2 separate regions of the Homo sapiens genome follow, and region 2 is linked to region 1. Evidence: read pairs that join two places in POLR2A ChIA-PET (ENCODE). Cell type or tissue: PC-9. All regions are shown on one strand. Each heading gives the region's core, and the rest is flanking DNA. Links, peaks and the distances in the headings are about the cores only. Region 1 holds the start of LOC107984226 (a long non-coding RNA gene). Region 2 overlaps RET (ret proto-oncogene).

What was found. ChIA-PET counts read pairs that join two places held together with the same protein. Peaks named below come from ENCODE experiments on the same cell type or tissue, not always from the same donor. Only the 100,000 strongest peaks of a DNase experiment are listed, where the experiment ranks them.
Region 2: POLR2A ChIA-PET joins it to region 1 with 5 read pairs; 2 of 35 experiments call an interaction of 5 or more read pairs at or near these places.

The regions. Positions count from the first base shown.
Region 1 is chr10:43,349,245-43,359,114 of GRCh38, reverse strand. LOC105378271 (a long non-coding RNA gene) reads right to left here. Exons shown (of 3, transcript XR_945902.3): 3 at 8,809-8,882. LOC107984226 (a long non-coding RNA gene) reads left to right here and starts at 7,897. Exons shown (of 3, transcript XR_001747439.2): 1 at 7,897-8,781. RefSeq lists an enhancer at 2,865-3,572. In PC-9, for the core only: a CTCF peak has its summit at 3,176; DNase peaks (open chromatin) are centred at 2,964, 4,894 and 5,374; H3K27ac peaks cover 3,486 bases.
Region 2 is chr10:43,107,134-43,113,521 of GRCh38, reverse strand. It overlaps RET (ret proto-oncogene), which reads right to left. Exons shown (of 20, transcript NM_020975.6): 6 at 4,292-4,491; 7 at 2,057-2,315; 8 at 1,298-1,423; 9 at 559-669. Among named protein-coding and RNA genes, the nearest start is that of CSGALNACT2-DT, 28 kb to the left of the region's middle. RefSeq lists a silencer at 4,297-4,460. In PC-9, for the core only: no CTCF peak of the experiment used is centred there; a DNase peak (open chromatin) is centred at 2,610.

The DNA.
Region 1 (9,870 bases), core at 2,300-7,299:
GTGCACACCTGTGGTCCCAGCTAGTCGAAAGGCTGAGGTGAGAGGATCCCTTGAACCCAGCAGATCAGGCTTCATTGAGCTGTAATTGTGCCACTGCACTCCAGCCTAGGTAACAGAGTGAAACCCTGTCTCAAAAAAAAAAAAAAAAAAAAAATCTGAAATCCAAAAATGCTCCAAAATCCAAAACTTTTTGAGCACCAGCATGACGCCACAGGTAGAAAATTCCACACCTGGCCTCATGTGACAGGCCATATTGAAAAGTCAAAACTTTGTTTCATACACAAAATTATTTGAAATATATAAGATCTGCTGGATGCGGTGGCTCACACCTATAATCCCAGCACTTTGGGAGGCCGAGGAGGGCAGATCACGAGGTCAGGAAATCGAGACCATCCTAGCTAACACGGTGAAACCCCGTCTCTACTAAAAATGCAAAAACAAAATTAGCCGGGCATGGTGGTGGGCCCCTGTAGTCCCAGCTACTCGGGAGGCTGAAGCAGGAGATCAGCGTGAACCCGGGAGGTGGAGCTTGCAGTAAGCCGAGATTGCGCCACTGCACTCCTCCTGGGCGACAGAAGGAGTCTCCGTCTCAAAAAAAAAAAAAAAAAAAAAGAAATATATAAAATCATCTTCAGGCTATGTGTATAAGGTATATATGAAACATAAATTATTTAGACGTGGGTCCCATTCCCAAGATATCTCATTATGTATATGCAAATATTCCAAAATCCAAAAAATTCCACAATCAGAAATATCTCTGGTCCCAAGCATTATTTTTTTTTTTTTGAAACAGAGTCTTGCTGTGTTGCCCAGGCTGGAGTACAGTGGCACGATCTCAGTTCAGTGTAAACTCTTCTTCCTAGGTTCAAGTGATTATCCTGCCTCAGCCTCCCTTATCTTGGAATTACAGGAGTCCACCACCACGCCTGGCTAATTTTTGTATTTTTAGTAGAGATGGGGTTTCACTGTGTTGGCCAGGCTGCTGGTCTTGAACTCCTGACCTCAAGTGCTCGGCCAGCCTTAGCCTCCCAAAGTGCTGGGATTACAGGCATGAACCACTGCGGTGGGCCCATTTTCTTTCTTTTTTTCTTTTTTGAGACGGAGTTTTGCTCAGTTGCCCAGGCTGGAGTGCAAGGGCGTTATCTCGGCTCACCGCAACCACAACCTCCGCCTCCCGGTTCAAGCGATTCTCCTGCCTCAGCCTCCCGAGTAGCTGGGACTACAGGCGCCCGCCACTGTGCCCGGCTAAGTTTTTGTATTTTTAGGAGAGACGGGGTTTCACCATGGTCTCGATCTCCTGACCTCGTGATCCACCCGTCTCGGCCTCCCAAAGTGCTGAGATTACAGGCGTGAGCCACCATGCCCGGCTAATTGTGTATTTTTAGTAGAGATGGGGTTTCTCCATGTTGGTCAGGCTGGTCTCGAACTCCTGACCTCAGGTGGATCTCCTGCCTCGGCCTCCCAAAATGCTGGAATTACAGGCATGAGCCACCGCACCTGGCCCCATTTTCTTTTTTTAATACAGAATCTCACTCTGTCACCCAGGCTGGAGTACAGTGGTGCAGTCTCAGCTCACTGCAACTTCTGCCTTTGGAACTCATCCTCCCACCTTAGTCTCCTGAGTAGCTGGGACTACAGGTATGTACCACCACGCCCAGCTAATTTTTTTTTTTTTTTTTTTTTTTGAGACGGAGTCTCGCTCTGTCGCCCAGGCTGGAGTGCAGTGGCACAATCTCGGCTCACTGCAACCTCCGCCTCCCAGGTTCACGCCATTCTCCTGCCTCAGCCTCCTGAGTAGCTGGGACTACAGGCACCTACCACCACGCCCGGCTGATTTTGTTTTTGTGTTGGGTTTCACTGTGTTAGCCTGGATGGTCTTGATGTCCTGATCTCGTGATCCGCCCGCCTCAGCCTCCCAGAGTGCTGGGATTACAGGCATGAGCCACCGCACCCAGCCAGCTAATTTTTTTTTGAGATGGAGTTTTGCTTAGTCGCCCAGGCTGGAGTGCAATGGTGCGATCTCGACTCACTGCAACCTCCACCTCCTGGGTTCAATCAGTTCTCCCACCTCAGCCTCCCGAGTAGCTGGGATTACTGGCGCCTGCCATCATGCCAGGCTAATTTGTATTTTTAGTAGAGAGGGGGTCTCACCATGTTGGCCAGGCTGGTCTTGAACTCCTGACCTCAGGTGATCCACTTTGGTCCTCGGCCTCCCAAAGTGCTGGGATTACAGGTGTAAGCCACTGTGCCCAGCCTAATTTTTGCATTTTTAGTAGAGATGGGGTTTCACCATGTTGAAACTGCCTAGGCAAAATTATGACTGAGACAGTGAAAGAGATCTAACTTAACCGACTACTTCTTGCTTCTAACTGCCAAGCTGCCTTTGTTCATTCCTGGATGTGGGCTGAACTAACTTTGGGAAAAACTTAGTTTGTAGTTTGTTTGTTTATTTATTTATTTATTGAGATGAAGTTTCGTTCTTTTGCCCAGGCTGGAGTTCAGTGGCAGGACCTAGGTGAGATCTCAGCTCACCACAACCTCTGCCTCCTGGGCTCAAGGGATTCTCCTGCCTTAACTTCCGGAGTAGATGGGATTACAGGCGCCCACCACCACACCCAGCTAATTTTTTTGTATTTTTAGTAGAGACGGGGGTTTCACCATGTTGGTCAGGCTGGTCTCAAACTCATGACCTCAGGTAATCCACCTGCCCCCTAAAGTGCTGGGAGGTGAGCCACCTCGCCAGGATTGCTTGCCGTTTATAGTTTAAACAAAGATGGTAACAGCCCTTTCTCAAAGCAGACTTCCTTCTTGCCTGGGGACTAGGCTAACATTAGCCACAGAATTAGAAATAATGGTTTAGGAGTCATGCAGCTGGAGGCTACAAGATTCTGACCCTCCCTAAACTGCTGCTAAGATCAGTGCTTGAGATATTTTACAGACCTGCACTTGTGGATCAGCTGGCACCACCCAGATCAATAAACTGGCTTGTCTGACATTGTGTTCCACACCCAGGAACTGACTCAGTGCTAGAAGACAGCTTCTACTCCCTATGATTTCATCTCTGACCAATCAGCACTCCTGGCTCACTGGCTCCCCCTCTACCCACCAAGTTATCCTTAAAAACTCTGATCCCCGAATGCTCAGGGAGACTGATTTGAGTAATGATAAAACTCCAGCCACCCACACAGCTGGCTTTGCATGAATTACTTTTTCTCTATTGCAGTTCCTTGTCTTGATGAATTGGCTCTGTCTACGCAGTGGGCAAGGTGAACCCCTTGGGCAGTTACAGTGTTGGCCCAGATTACTTGAGGTCAGGAGTGCAAGACCAGCCTAGCCAACAGGGTTTGTGTGTGACTATGCCCGGTTAATTTTGGTATTTTTAGTGGAGACTGGGCCACCTGCCTCAGCCTCCCAAAGTGCTGGGATTACAGGCATCAGCCACTGTGCCTGGCTCCTTTTTTTTTTTTTTTTTTTTTTTTTGAGAAGGAGTTTCGCTCTTGTTGCTGAGGCTGGAGTGCAGTGATGTGATCTCGGCTCACTGCAACCTCCGCCTCCTGGGTTTAAGCTATTCTCCTGCCTCAGCCTCCTGAGTAGCTGGGATGACAGGCATGTGCCACCACGCCTGGCTAATTTTGTATTTTTAGTAAAGACGGGATTTCTCCATATTTGTCAGGCTGGCCTTGAACTCCCGACCTCAGGTGATCCACCCGCCTTGGTCTCCCAAAGTGCTGGGATTACAGGAGTGAGCCACTGTGCCTGGCCCATTTAAAAATTCTTAGTTGGCTTTGTGATTCTCAAATAAGGCAACACTTCCTTTCATAAAATGGAATAAATGTTCCAGGGAACTGAGCAGAGGAGGTTGGTTTTATAGACCAAAATGGCTAAAGAAAGCAGAAACAAAAAAGAAAAAGTGAATTGGTCGTTTTAAGGTTGCTTTCCTCCTAAGGCAAGAATGAGACAGAACAATAGAAAAAAGAACTGATTGACTAACCTCGGGTCCCTTTTTGTTGTAAGGATTAAAGGCAGAGGGAACTTCATTATCATGCCACTGAAGCTGGCCTGTTTGGGAAGTTGGACTGTTATCTCTCTCCTGATGGAAGGCCAGAGGTGACTCTGTTTTGGAGTAATTGTATTAGAATGAAAATGCTTTGAAAGTTATGTTAGATAAAAATTATAGGAGACCCCTGTGTTTTTTTTTTGTTTGTTTCTTTTTCTTTTTCTTTTTTTTTTTTTGAGGCAGAGTTTCAAGTTTTGCTTTTGTTGCCCAGGCTGGAGTGCAACCTCTGCCTCCCGGGTTCAAGCGATTCTCCTGCCTCAGCCTCCTGAGTAGCTGGGATTACAGGCATGTGCCACCACGCCTGGCTAATTCTTTTTGTATTTTTAGTAGAAACGGTTTCTCCATGTTGGTCAGGCTGGTCTCGAACTCAGGTGATCCACCCAGGAGACCCTTGTTTAGGACTAAGCTGATCCTAGCAGGAGCTTAGTCCAAAACAAGGGTCTCCTATAATTTTTATTTATATAATTACTTGGTATTTATGGATTGACTCAATACACACAGCTCACTGCAGTTCCAGGGGCTGCAAAGGGACAGCGCAGAGCTCCTGCCTCCAATGGATGATATCACAGTGGGCTTAGAGTGGGAGGAAGAAATAGATGTGTTATCTTCCCAGTGTTGACTGACGGGTGTAGTGAAGATTCATAAAGCAGGCTGTGAGGCAGAGTGCTGGGGCAGAGAGACAGCTTTCTCAGAGGTCAGAGTCAGTCAGTGAGAGAAACAGGTTTTCTTTTTTTTTTTCTCAGTAATCCTTGATCACTGTTTCTGAAGAAACAGGTTTTAAATATTTATAAGCCATAGTCATAAATTTCTCTTTGCTATTTCCTCCAGTTAAACTGAGCCAATGAAGTAAAATACTTACCCAGATTTTAGATTAAGGCATAATTTATGAAAAGGGTTTCTTATCTCAAACCAGTGGTTCATTCCAATAAATGTCTCTCCACTGAACTCCTTTATCTAAATCTTTATAAAAATAAGTTAGTTATGATGAGATTAAGCATCTGATAAGGGGAATCACTTATTTACTTGGTAGGAGTAGAATAAAAGAATGTTTTTACTGGCACTGAATGTTAAAGTTGAAAGAATCCCACGACACTACGATTTGGAAAGGTCTTGGTTCTGTGTTTGTTGGCATAGAATGTGACCATGAATGTCAGTAGTTTGTAGAGGCTTGTCTGTTAAATAAGTTAAAGAAATTATTGAATTTGTGGCCACCTGAAACCTAGATTCAAATGCAATCAGAGCTCCACATGTATTTGTTGTCTCCACAGCAGTAGCTAATATAAAATACCAACCATTTGTTATTTGGCCTCCCCAGTAAACAAAGGGAGCTGGTAGTGTGCTCTCCTATGATCAGACTACAAAAGAGAAGGAGAAGTGACTCAGAGCAATGTTTACCAAACCAGAAAGAACTATTGAAGAAGTCGAAATTTAGTAAACAATGGGGAAAAAAATCCAATCATGTTTTTAAAAATAGAGCACCAGGTTTTTTCTATAATGTAAAATTAAAATGTCTTGTGGTTTGATGTATAAATTCTTGAGAGCTATTATTTGCCTCTAAGTTCTTAATAAACTGGTAAAATATTTTAATATATTAACTTCTAATGATCAACATTGGGATTTTCCACACTGAGGGTCTGAATTTATAGCCTGCACCACAGAGGAATTGGAGAAACCATTTTGCTCTGAGGGATGGGTAGAGTTTGCTATTTTCCACCTTTTCACTGACACAGGTGATTAGGACCCCTCTAGGTTCCTGGGTTTGGGCAGACTGGGGGTGCATGGGACTCATTTCCAGTCCTAAATTGGCACACCTGCCTTAGAAAACAATCAACATTGTCTCTGAAAGCTGAAGTTGTGCACACGTGGTGCTCAGCAGGGATGCCCCAGGACCGGACACACCTGCCCCTAGAGGAGGAGGGCAGATCTGAAAGTGGGAGCTGAAGTTGGCACCATAGGTAGAGTTATCTCTAAGAAAAGAACACAAGATTAGGCCGGGCGGGCACAGTAGCTCACACCTGTAATCCCAGCACTTTGGGAGGCCATAGGCGGGCGGATCACCTGAGGTCAGGAGTTCAAGACCAGCCTGGCCAACATGGTGAAACCCCGTCTGTACTAAAAATACAAAAATTAACCGGGCAGCACGCAGCTGTAATCCCAGTTACTCAGGAGGCTGAGGCAGGAGAACTGCTTGAACCCGGGAGGCAGAGGTTGCAGTGAGCTGAGATTGCACCACTGCAATCTCGGCTCAAAAGATGGACAGAGACTCCATCTCGAAAAAATAAAAAAAAAATTAACCGGACATGGTGGCGCACACCTGTAAGCAGGAGGCTGAGGCACAAGAATCACTTGAACCCAGGAGGCAGAGGTTGCAGCGAGCCGAGATGGCGCCACTGCACTACAGCCTGGGCTACAGAGTGAGACTCTATCTCTAAAGAAAAAAGAAAAGAGCACAGAATTCTGAATATAATCAGTTTGTCTCAAAGTTTGTATTTATTTATAATGATAAAAGAATGATTTTAGAATGACAAAAGCAAAACAACTGCAAATTTTCAAAAGCATAGCATAACAAAATTCCAAAAGATAAATTTTAAAATTAATTCCCTCATAATTACATTTTGCTGCTACCAGTAACTGCATAATCATGATCACTGCTTCATATGATAATGATTTAGAATATTATAACAATTTCTTTGAGAAAGAATGAAGGATAAACGGGTCTTCTGGTGTGATTGACCCCCTCTCTTTTTTTTTTTTGAAGTGGAGTTTCACTTTTGTTGCCCAGGGTAGAGTGCAATGGCGCAATCTCGGCTCACTGCAGCCTCCGCCTCCTGGGTTCAAGCAGTTCTCCTACCTCAGCCTCCCGAGTAGCTGGGATTACAAGCGCCCGCCACCACACCCAGCTGATTTTTTTTTTTTTTTTTTTTGTATTTTTAGTAGAGACAGGGTTTCACTATGTTGGCCAGGCTGGTCTGGAACTCCAGACCTCAGGTGATCCACCCGCCTCGGCCTCCCAAAGTGCTGTGATTTCAGGCATGAGCCACCATGCCCAGCCGACTCCCTCTCTTAAATTTTTTTTACTAATAGCTTAGAAAATGTGCATTCCAGTTCACCACTTATTATTGCTAACATTTCCCCCCATACCAGTTGCCCTGAATATATGCTCCCCATTGCTAATGTGAAAGTTTTGGATATTGTCAAATTTGGGAAAACCTCTTTCAAGTGTTTTTCACATAGGAGCAGCAAGATTTCAGGGCTCTCACGTTCTCCAGTGCAGTGCAGTCTTGAACATTCTTTGAATTGAGGATGCTCATTAACTACATTGCTGCCACCAAACCCCCAAGAGCCTTGGCAGAGCCCCTGGGTGTGTGTGGGTAGGGGAGGTTTGGGGGGTGTGGAGGGGGCCTGGAACTAGGGTGGGCCCAGCGCTGGGCAGGGGTCTGGGTGTGGGAAGGTGACCAAAGTGTGACAGGGAAAGCTGTGAGGGAGGCCCTGGGCGTGGGAGAGTCAGACATGGGGTGGGGCCGGGACGTGGGGGACGATGGCTAGAGGGTGTGGGGGTCTGGAATGCAGGGGGCCAGGATACTGGGGGATCGGGCATTGCAGAAGTTGCTGGGCACGGGGAAAGCCGGGTGTGGGAGGAGACTCAGGCCATGGGGTGCGGGCTTAGGCGGCCTTGGGGAGCGGTTTTGAGTGTGGGGCGGGCGTGGGGTGCAGATCATGGGCCGGGATCTGAGCTAGGTGGCTGGTTGTGGGTGGGTCGGGCGGGGGAACGGGGGCCCGGGTGTGGGTGGGCCTGGTGCGTGGGGTTGAAGCTTCAGAAACTCCAGTAGTGCAGAAATGTTCCCACCAAGCACTGTCTTTAATAGAAAAAAACAAGGAACGACATATATTTGCACTGACACAAGAAACGTCTCCAGTGACAGGAGAGACCGTCGCGGTGCCGGAGCGGGTTGGGATGGAATTCGCGGTGACCCAGGCACTGACTGGCACGCGCGGCTGCGTGCGGGCACCGAGGAGCCGATGGAACTAGCGCGTAGAGCGCTGTTCACGCGGAGCTCCAAACTCTACAAGGAAGCCCCGAGATGGAGACAATGAAAAACAAGCACACGGTTCACGCTGGGGTCCCTTCGAGCCGCAGGAAAGGGAGAGGCGGCTCGCGGGGCGGCCTGCCGCGAGTTGAGATGCGCTGAGCACCGGGCACAGCGGCCGTTTGGAGAAGCAGACGTGCGGCTCATTCGGGGAGGGCGCAGAGGTGTCTCATGGGGGAGGCGCAGCCAGCTTCTGAAGTGGGAATAGAGGGATTGTTTCCAGGATTAGCAGCCATGGAGAGGGTGGGGGTGCAGGCTGGATAAGGGGCCGTTCTTGCGGATTGGCAGCCAGTTTGGGCAGCTCGGTTGGAGGGGTTGTTCTCCAGTATTACTGGCCATGGTTCGGGCAGCCTGGACTTTATGGGGGAATGCAGGGATTGTTTGGAGCAATCAGCACCCATAGGCTGGGCAGGCTCGATTCTTTATTGGGGGGTGTCTTGCTATGTTACCCAGGCTGGACTCAAATTCCTTGGCTCAAGTGATCCTCCCACCTCCTCAGCCTCCCAAAGTGCTGGAATTACAGGCGTGAGTTGCTGCACCCAGCCTGCTCAGTGACGTTGATGTTAGCCAGATTCCATCTTATCTATGGAAAACGGAAGCACAACAGGTGAAGTTGCCTGCCAAGTCAGCCAGCTGGTAAGTGGTGGGACTAGAATTAGATCCGGGCGGTCAGGTTCCAGCATCTGGGTCTCTGGGCACAGGCAACAGAGTGTTTGTTGAAGAATGCTGAATGTGGCCTACGGGTGGGGGAAGATAAGAGGAAGATTGCAGGTAAATGTCATCTCCTGACTGAGGAGGAGTTCACATCTCCTCCTTCCCCAGGCCTTCAACTGATGGACTTCCCAGCCATCTTCAGGAGGCTGCACTCATGAGGAGGCAGTCCTGGTTCTGATAATAAAGCCTTGGCCACTGGGTGGGGGCCAGATGAGGCCCCAGGGCTGGTCCAGGCAGGTTGGGACAGGTTCTGTTCCTCAGCCAGGAAGGGGTCTTCATCAAAGCCCAGGAAGAGTCACTGGCATCTCCAAGTCACAGTTCTTTAATTTGTATTTTTACAGAGACAGGGTCTCACTTTGTTGCCCAACCTGGCCTCAAACTTTTGGCCTCAAGTGATCCCCCTATCTCAGCCTCTCAGTGTTGGGATTAGGGGTGTGAGCCATCATGCCCAGCAAAGTTCACAGTTTTTTGTTTTTGTTTTTGTTTTTGTTTGAGACAGTCTCGCTCTGTCACCCAGGCTGGAGTGCAGTGGCGCCATCTCAGCTCACTGCAACCTCTGCCTCCCGGTTTCAAGCGATTCTCCTGCCTCAGCCTCCCGAGTAGCTGGGACTACAGGTGTGAGCCACCACGCCCGGCTATTTTTTGTATTTTTAGTAGAAACGGGGTTTCACCATGTTGGCCAGGCTGGTCTCGAACTCCTGATCTCAAGTGATCCACCCACCTCGGCCTCCCAAAGTGCTGGAATTACAGGAGTGAGCCACCATGCCCAGCCAGGTTCACAGTTCTTTATCAGCCTCAGTGGGACAGAGCTGGTTGGGAGGAAACCTCCATTTTTTGTGTGAAAAGGCAAGCATACTCACCAGGAGAATGAGACAGGCAAAGAGACATGGCAGTGGAATTTAGGAAGCTGGGAAACTGGGCCTGCTGCCACAGACAGAGTCCTAGCCCATCCTGGGGAAAGACCCACAGCAAGCCCATTTGTACCAACAAATCCCGGAGGACTAGGATGCA
Region 2 (6,388 bases), core at 1-5,000, 240 kb after region 1:
GCGCCTGACCACCCCAGGCGCCCATATTTCCAGGGCAGTGTCCCAAGGAGCCCCCTCCCCAACTGGTGTCGCAAGCATAGGCCCAGTGAGGCCAGGGGCCCAGCAGCTTGGCTTAGCCGGGCAGGGCTTGGTCACAGTGCCTTTCTGAAGCCATGGGTGAAGCCAGGCCCCCTCCTAACATTTCATCTGAACAAAGGACTCTGCCTCCAAAACTGGAGCCTGGTGGCCTGACCCGCACATTGCAGTGTCCCTCGTCTGGCTCAGGGCCGCACTTTCCCTGTCAGTGTCCCTACTGACCATTCTCTGCTTCTGAAATCTGTGTGTGCCGACTTCTGGGACCTCAGCAGGGGCCTGGACAGTCTGTGGGTCCCTGCCTTCCCCCTGTCCCTGACCCTGCCTGCTCCCTCCCCATGGCTAGGGTGATGCTGAAATGCACAGGAGGCTCAGCTTGATGCATAGAACTGACAGCCCTGGCAACTCTGGCTGAAGTGCCTGTGGGATCCAGGTTTCCCCTACTATCTCCTACCTGTTCCCATGCCCTGATTAAACCCTGCTTACGGAGGCAGTCCTGAGGGCAAATGTTGATGTCTTGGGTCTCCACAACATCGCAGTGGCCGTCGGGGCAGGTCTTGGTGCTGGGAGAGCAGGTGGAGAAGTTCCTGGTGATCCCTGCACAGGACACACAGCAGGCTGTCACCCATGTGGGAGCCCCGCCACACGCCCCCACCACCTCCTAGGCAGATCCTGCCCCTCTAGGGAGGAGCAACTGGAGGCCTGAGTAGGGAAACACCATATACAGAGCCTTGCCAGCGGAAGCATCCTGGGGAGCCATGGCTTATGGGAGAGGAGGTATGGGGGGTTCCTCACACAGGTGGCCCTTACAGCAAAGAGGCCGGGACCCTCTCAGGGCTGCATGGTGAGGGCCCCTCATGGTGGTGGGCACACCCAGGCTGGCCTCTGGCTGATGCAGACAATGAGTCCCCTGCCCACACCACATCCCCTGGCCGAGGACCTCCCAGAAAAACGCCATTCTGTCCCCAGCACATCCCAACTTTGGTTCAGACCTTCCCAAGTCCAGAGTGAATCCGGCCTGGGGACCATTCACTGTACTCACAAGCCCTCTCCCAAGCCCTGCACTGCTGCCCGCTATGCTGGCATCGAGAGCCACATGGGGGATGAGGTGCCAGAAGCAGACCTGGAGCAGGGAGAGCCACCCCAGGCTGGCAGGGCCCCAGGACCCCGTTTCCACCGGTGCCATCGCCCCTGCAGGCCTCCCTTGGGCGTTTCCAGGGCTTACCTTTGCCATCTCCTTGCCTCCACTCACACCTGCCTGTTGGGGAGCCCAGGCCGCCACACTCCTCACACTCCAGCCGTCTCTTGCTGACTGCACAGGACAGGGGGCAGCCCGCCTCCTCGGCCACATCTGCAGGTGGCAGACAAGCAGGGTCACAGGGGGCTGGCCTGGGCCCAGCGTCCAGCTAGTGCCCAAGGACAGGGAACAGCACCAGCTGAGCTGCCCACGGATGGAGCCCAAGGGGACCGGAGTGACAGACCCAGGGCAGCAAAGACAGTGCCAGGAGCACAGGGCGCAGGGCAGGGTACAGGACATCATGGTCACAAAGCAGGGGTCACCTGGGCTGGGGTAAGTACAGGAGGAAGGATGTGAGTGCAGCCAGATTCAGCCAACGACGCCCTGTGGGACCTACATTTCAGATACACAATGAATGGCATGAATGGCAGCTGTGTCAGCATGTTCCTAAGAGGGCATGGATGGACCTAGAGGTGTGTCTTTCGAGAAGCTGCAAAAGTTGCATGGAACACACCTATACCAAAAAACTGCTTGTTGTTTACCCAAAATTCAAATTTACCCAAGGTCCTGTATGTTATCTGGAAGGAGCAACCATTTACTGCTGGGTCACTCAGGGTGAAGCTGGTCCATGCCTTCCCCACTCCCCAGCTAAGCCTTGCAGCTGTACTGCTTTTCTCAAAGGGCAGGAGGCCCAGGCTCCAGAAGCCCCCAGGACCCCGACCCTCCCTCCCTGGAGCAGGCACTCACATGACCCCTCCACTGTTACAAGCAGCTGGGCCTGGGCCTGCCTAGAGGTCTGCTGGTCGGTGGCCACCACCATGTAGTGAAGTTCGGCACACTTGGGCCGCCGCAGGGCCTTGGTGTCATTCACAAACAGGATCCCCGAGGTGTCCTCGGCTGAGGTGACCACCCCTAGCGTGCTGCAGTTGGCACCAGAGGAATGCAGCTTGTACTGGACGTTGATGCCACTGAATGCCTGGCAGTTTTCCACACAGACTTTCCCGATCTAGGGGGGCACAGGGGAACACCTTAGCCAGGCAGCTGGACCGGCCTGTAATGGCCTGAGGGTAGAGATTCCCACACAGCCTAAGTCCTGGAACAGCCCCCAACTGGGCCTGGAGACAGCAGCCCCCCCGAGCACCCTGTCCTCCACCCCTCAGAGCCTTCATACCCACCCACCTGCCCCAGCCCTGCCCTGCCCCGTTCCACTCAGGCCACATGTTACCAGCTGCCCCTGTTCCTGGGAGCTGGAGGTCAAGGCAACCCAGGGCCTCGAGGTTCAGTTTGGTGGCAGGAAAAGCCCCAGGCAGGCCCTGACTCAACCCTTTACTCCCCTTTCCTCCCTCACTCAGACAACAAAGCCGCCGGAATGTCTCCCAGGCTCCTCCCTGGCTGCTCCCAGCTGCCCCAGCAGTGCTCTGGGGACCCCTCACTCCTCCCTCAGTGCACAGGGTTTAGAGGTCCACCCTGCCCTGGTGTCCCCTGGTCAGAGCACTGAACCCCAGCCACAAGACTCGGGAGCATGGTTGCCCCAGCCCATGCAGGACCAGGGGGCCTCCCTGGGACTTTGAGCAGAGCCTCTGGGAAAGAGGAGCCTCTTCTCCTGGGGATGCCAGGCTCTGGGACTTTGACCAGAGCCCCTGGGAAAGAGGGGCCTCTCCTGGGGATGCCAGGACCTGGAGTCAGGCAGCTGAATTCTTTCAACCTCTTGGCAACTCTTGCAGCTGCTTGAAACCAAAAGTTCCACAGATGGCGAGATGGGGGCGGGCCAGAGCAGGGCTGGGCTCTCCCAGGCCCACAAGTGACCACAGCAAAAACCAGCCTCCTGGGCCTCCTCACTTTCCCCTACAAAGCCCACTTCCAAATGCTCATGTGACTCTCAAAATTGTTCAGGGTTCCTGTCCCTAATTCACAGCTTTACAAACTGGGGAGAAAGGTGAGACCACAGTGAGGCTGAGGCTGGACTGGGATTCAGGCCCCCGTTGCTCCTGACAGAGGGCAGGTGACCCAACTTCAGCAATGCCTGCTCTTGCCCCGCCCCCCATGAGACCCCCCGGGGCCCTCTGTCTTGTCGCCCCTCTGTCTCTGATCCCACTCCCATTAAAGGCCAAGGAGGTGGTCGGGGAGCTTAGATATGTCCAAGGGTGGGCTCCCTCGTGGGCTGGACACGGGTGGCTGCCAGGAGCTGATGCGGGCACAGAACCACCCGAAAGAACTGGCAGATGGCCCCTGAAGAGGAGGCGCCACGGGCTGCTCTGCAAGGGAGAGCGGCATGCGAGAACATGCGTGCTGCAGTTTCAAGTCAACTTAATAAGTGCTTACGAGAAACATCCCAGAAAGAACACCACGATGTGCAACACTGGCGCCTATGGGTAGAAGGGATCACGCCTCATGCCTCATGCCTCATCTTCTTTAATGAATATTTATTACTTTTATGCCTTCTATTTCTAATCATTATTTTCCAAAGACAAATATAAATATACGCTTTCTAGCAAACCTAGTTACAAAAAGTAAAAAGTGGAAGCGTTTCCTGCCTCCCCCTGAGGGCACCACTGTGGACAGCACTGTGATCTCTGCACACTTGCAGATCCCTGTCAGGGAAGATCTGCTTTTGCACAAAGGGAGTCACGTGGGACCAACATCTCTGCAAGCCACTCTCACCAATCCACCAGGAAGATTCTTCCGAGTCACCATATGCAGATTTACCCAGTATTGCTCTTGCATTTTTGAAAATACATTTTAAAGATACCAAGAATGGAAAGGGGAAAAAAAGAGAGGCCCAAGGAGCCCCCAGCCCTGCCCACTGTGAGCTCTCCCAGGCCTCTTCTGTGCACACAGCTGTACCTCCTGGCCCTGGGCTCAGGACTCCACCCAGTCTACTCTGTGCTGGTTGGGCCAAGAGGCAGTGTCACCTGCCTCCCTGTGCCCCCATGTCCCTTGGCCTTTCAATCTTCCCCAGACAGGCAATAGGTATGGGCTCACCTGGGCAAATCGGCGAGCCCTCCTGCTCACGGAGAGGGAGTAGGTACTGGGCAGGTGCAGGCTGACCGGCAGCACCGACACGTTGAAGTGGAGCAAGAGGACGCCCGCTCCTGGGCCCTGGAAGTCTGAGTCATTGACCAGCACCGCCAGCTGCATGGTGCGGTTCTCCGAGATGGAGAGGTTCCGGTTGAGAACCAGCCCTGCAGGTAGGGGCACAACAATGACCACCAAGCTGCTCTGGCTGCTTCCTCATGTGTAGCACACCTCTTCCCAGACACAGCCCTGCACTCACACTGGTGCAAACACGCACTTTCACACATACAGTGCCATGCAACAGGCCTGGGGCTGGTCCTAAGTTAGCACCAATGTTCAAACGTTGGGATTTACTGAACTGAAAGTCCAAGGAACCCTTCTCAATTTGAGGCAGCCTGTGTGTGTGTGCATGTGTACGCATTGTATGGGGTGTCTGTGTGTATGATATGCTTGCATGGTATGCGTGTGTGTGGTATGTGTAAGTGTGTAGTATGCATTTGTGTGGTGTCTGTGCATAGGGTATTGGTGCCTGTGTGTATGGGGTGTTTGTGTATAGAGTTGTAAACTGAAACTAAAATCTTGAGTCCCCGGACCAACTGAATAGATCCCCTCTTGGCCAAGGGACACCAGAAAAACCTTAAAAACAGAATTCTGGGCCATGACAGGAAGGCAGGGTGGACTTGCCTTATTAGGCCCTCTTCCTGCTGGAGTTTGGACACAACTGACCGGCATTAACATTAAAACAGAGATCATAAGACTGACAGATCGGACTCTTTGTGGCAGTAAGATACCAAATTATAAACAGGACCTAAGGCCATGCCAGGCAAGGGTTAAGAAACACCCTACAAACCATAACATTGGTTTTCTTTTTTGAGACAGAGTCTTGCTCTGTTGCATCTCATTGCAGCCTTGACCTCCCAGGCTCCAGCCATCCTCCCACCTCAGCCTCCCAGGTTCCTGGAATCCAGGCATGTGCCACCACGCCTGGCTAATTTTTTGTATTTTTTTTTTTTTTGTAGAGACAGGGTTTCACCATGTTGCCTAGGCTGGTCTCGAACTCCTGGACTCAAACAATCCACCCGCCTCGGTCTCCCTAAAGTGCTGGGATTACAGGCGTGAGCCACTATGCCTGGTCCATAAAATCTTGTTAAAAACCTTTTTTTTTTAAGTTACCCAGGTATAACGTGGTTTACTTTCCCTCCTGACCCTGTATAGCATCAGGCGACACATAGCAGGCCTCCTTAACATTCCTTTGTACTGACCTGAAGTCTTTAGGCAAAGCTTAACTCTTTCAACCAACTGTAAATTAAAGAATCTCTGCATCTACCTCTAACCTGTAAGCCCCTGTTTTAAGATACCCTGCATTTTGGGGCCAAACCAATGTATACCTTCTGTGTGTTGATTTATGTCCTTGCTTGTAACTCCTGTCTCCCTAAAATGTATAAAAGCAAACTGTAACTCCACCACCTTGGACCTGGGGACCACTTACTCAAGGCTTCTTGGGTTTGTGTTTTCTCCAGGCTGTGGTCACTCATCCTGGCTCAGAATAAACCTCTTTAAAATGTTTTACAGAGTTTCGTTTTTTGGGTAACAGGGTGTGTGTGTGTGTGTGTGTGTGTGTGTGTGTGTGTGTGTGTGAGGCATGGGGGGTTAAAGGTCTACATTACCAAGGCCCTGGGAAGGACACACTAGAGCCCTCCAGACAGCTCCCCCAGAGCATGGCAGAACTACCCTCCACTGCAGGAACCTCCAGCAGACCCAATGACCCCGCAGGCCAAGCCCTGGAAGTCATGCCATCGGTGTACCTGCCGCGTGCTGCCACTGTGGATCTCATGTGGTGGAAACAATGATGGGAGGGGCACTCTGGCACACAGGGTGTTCAGTGCCAGGGCAAGGAGGCTGTCTCCCCTCTGACAAGTGGGGCCTCCATAGGCTTGGTGAGGTGGGGAGGACTGAGGAATGAACAGGACCAGGCCAGGCAGAAAGGGGTGAAGGACTCATGGCCTGGGGTTCCACCAGACACAGACCCCAAATGCAGGTGGTTTATTTGGAAGGCGATCCCAG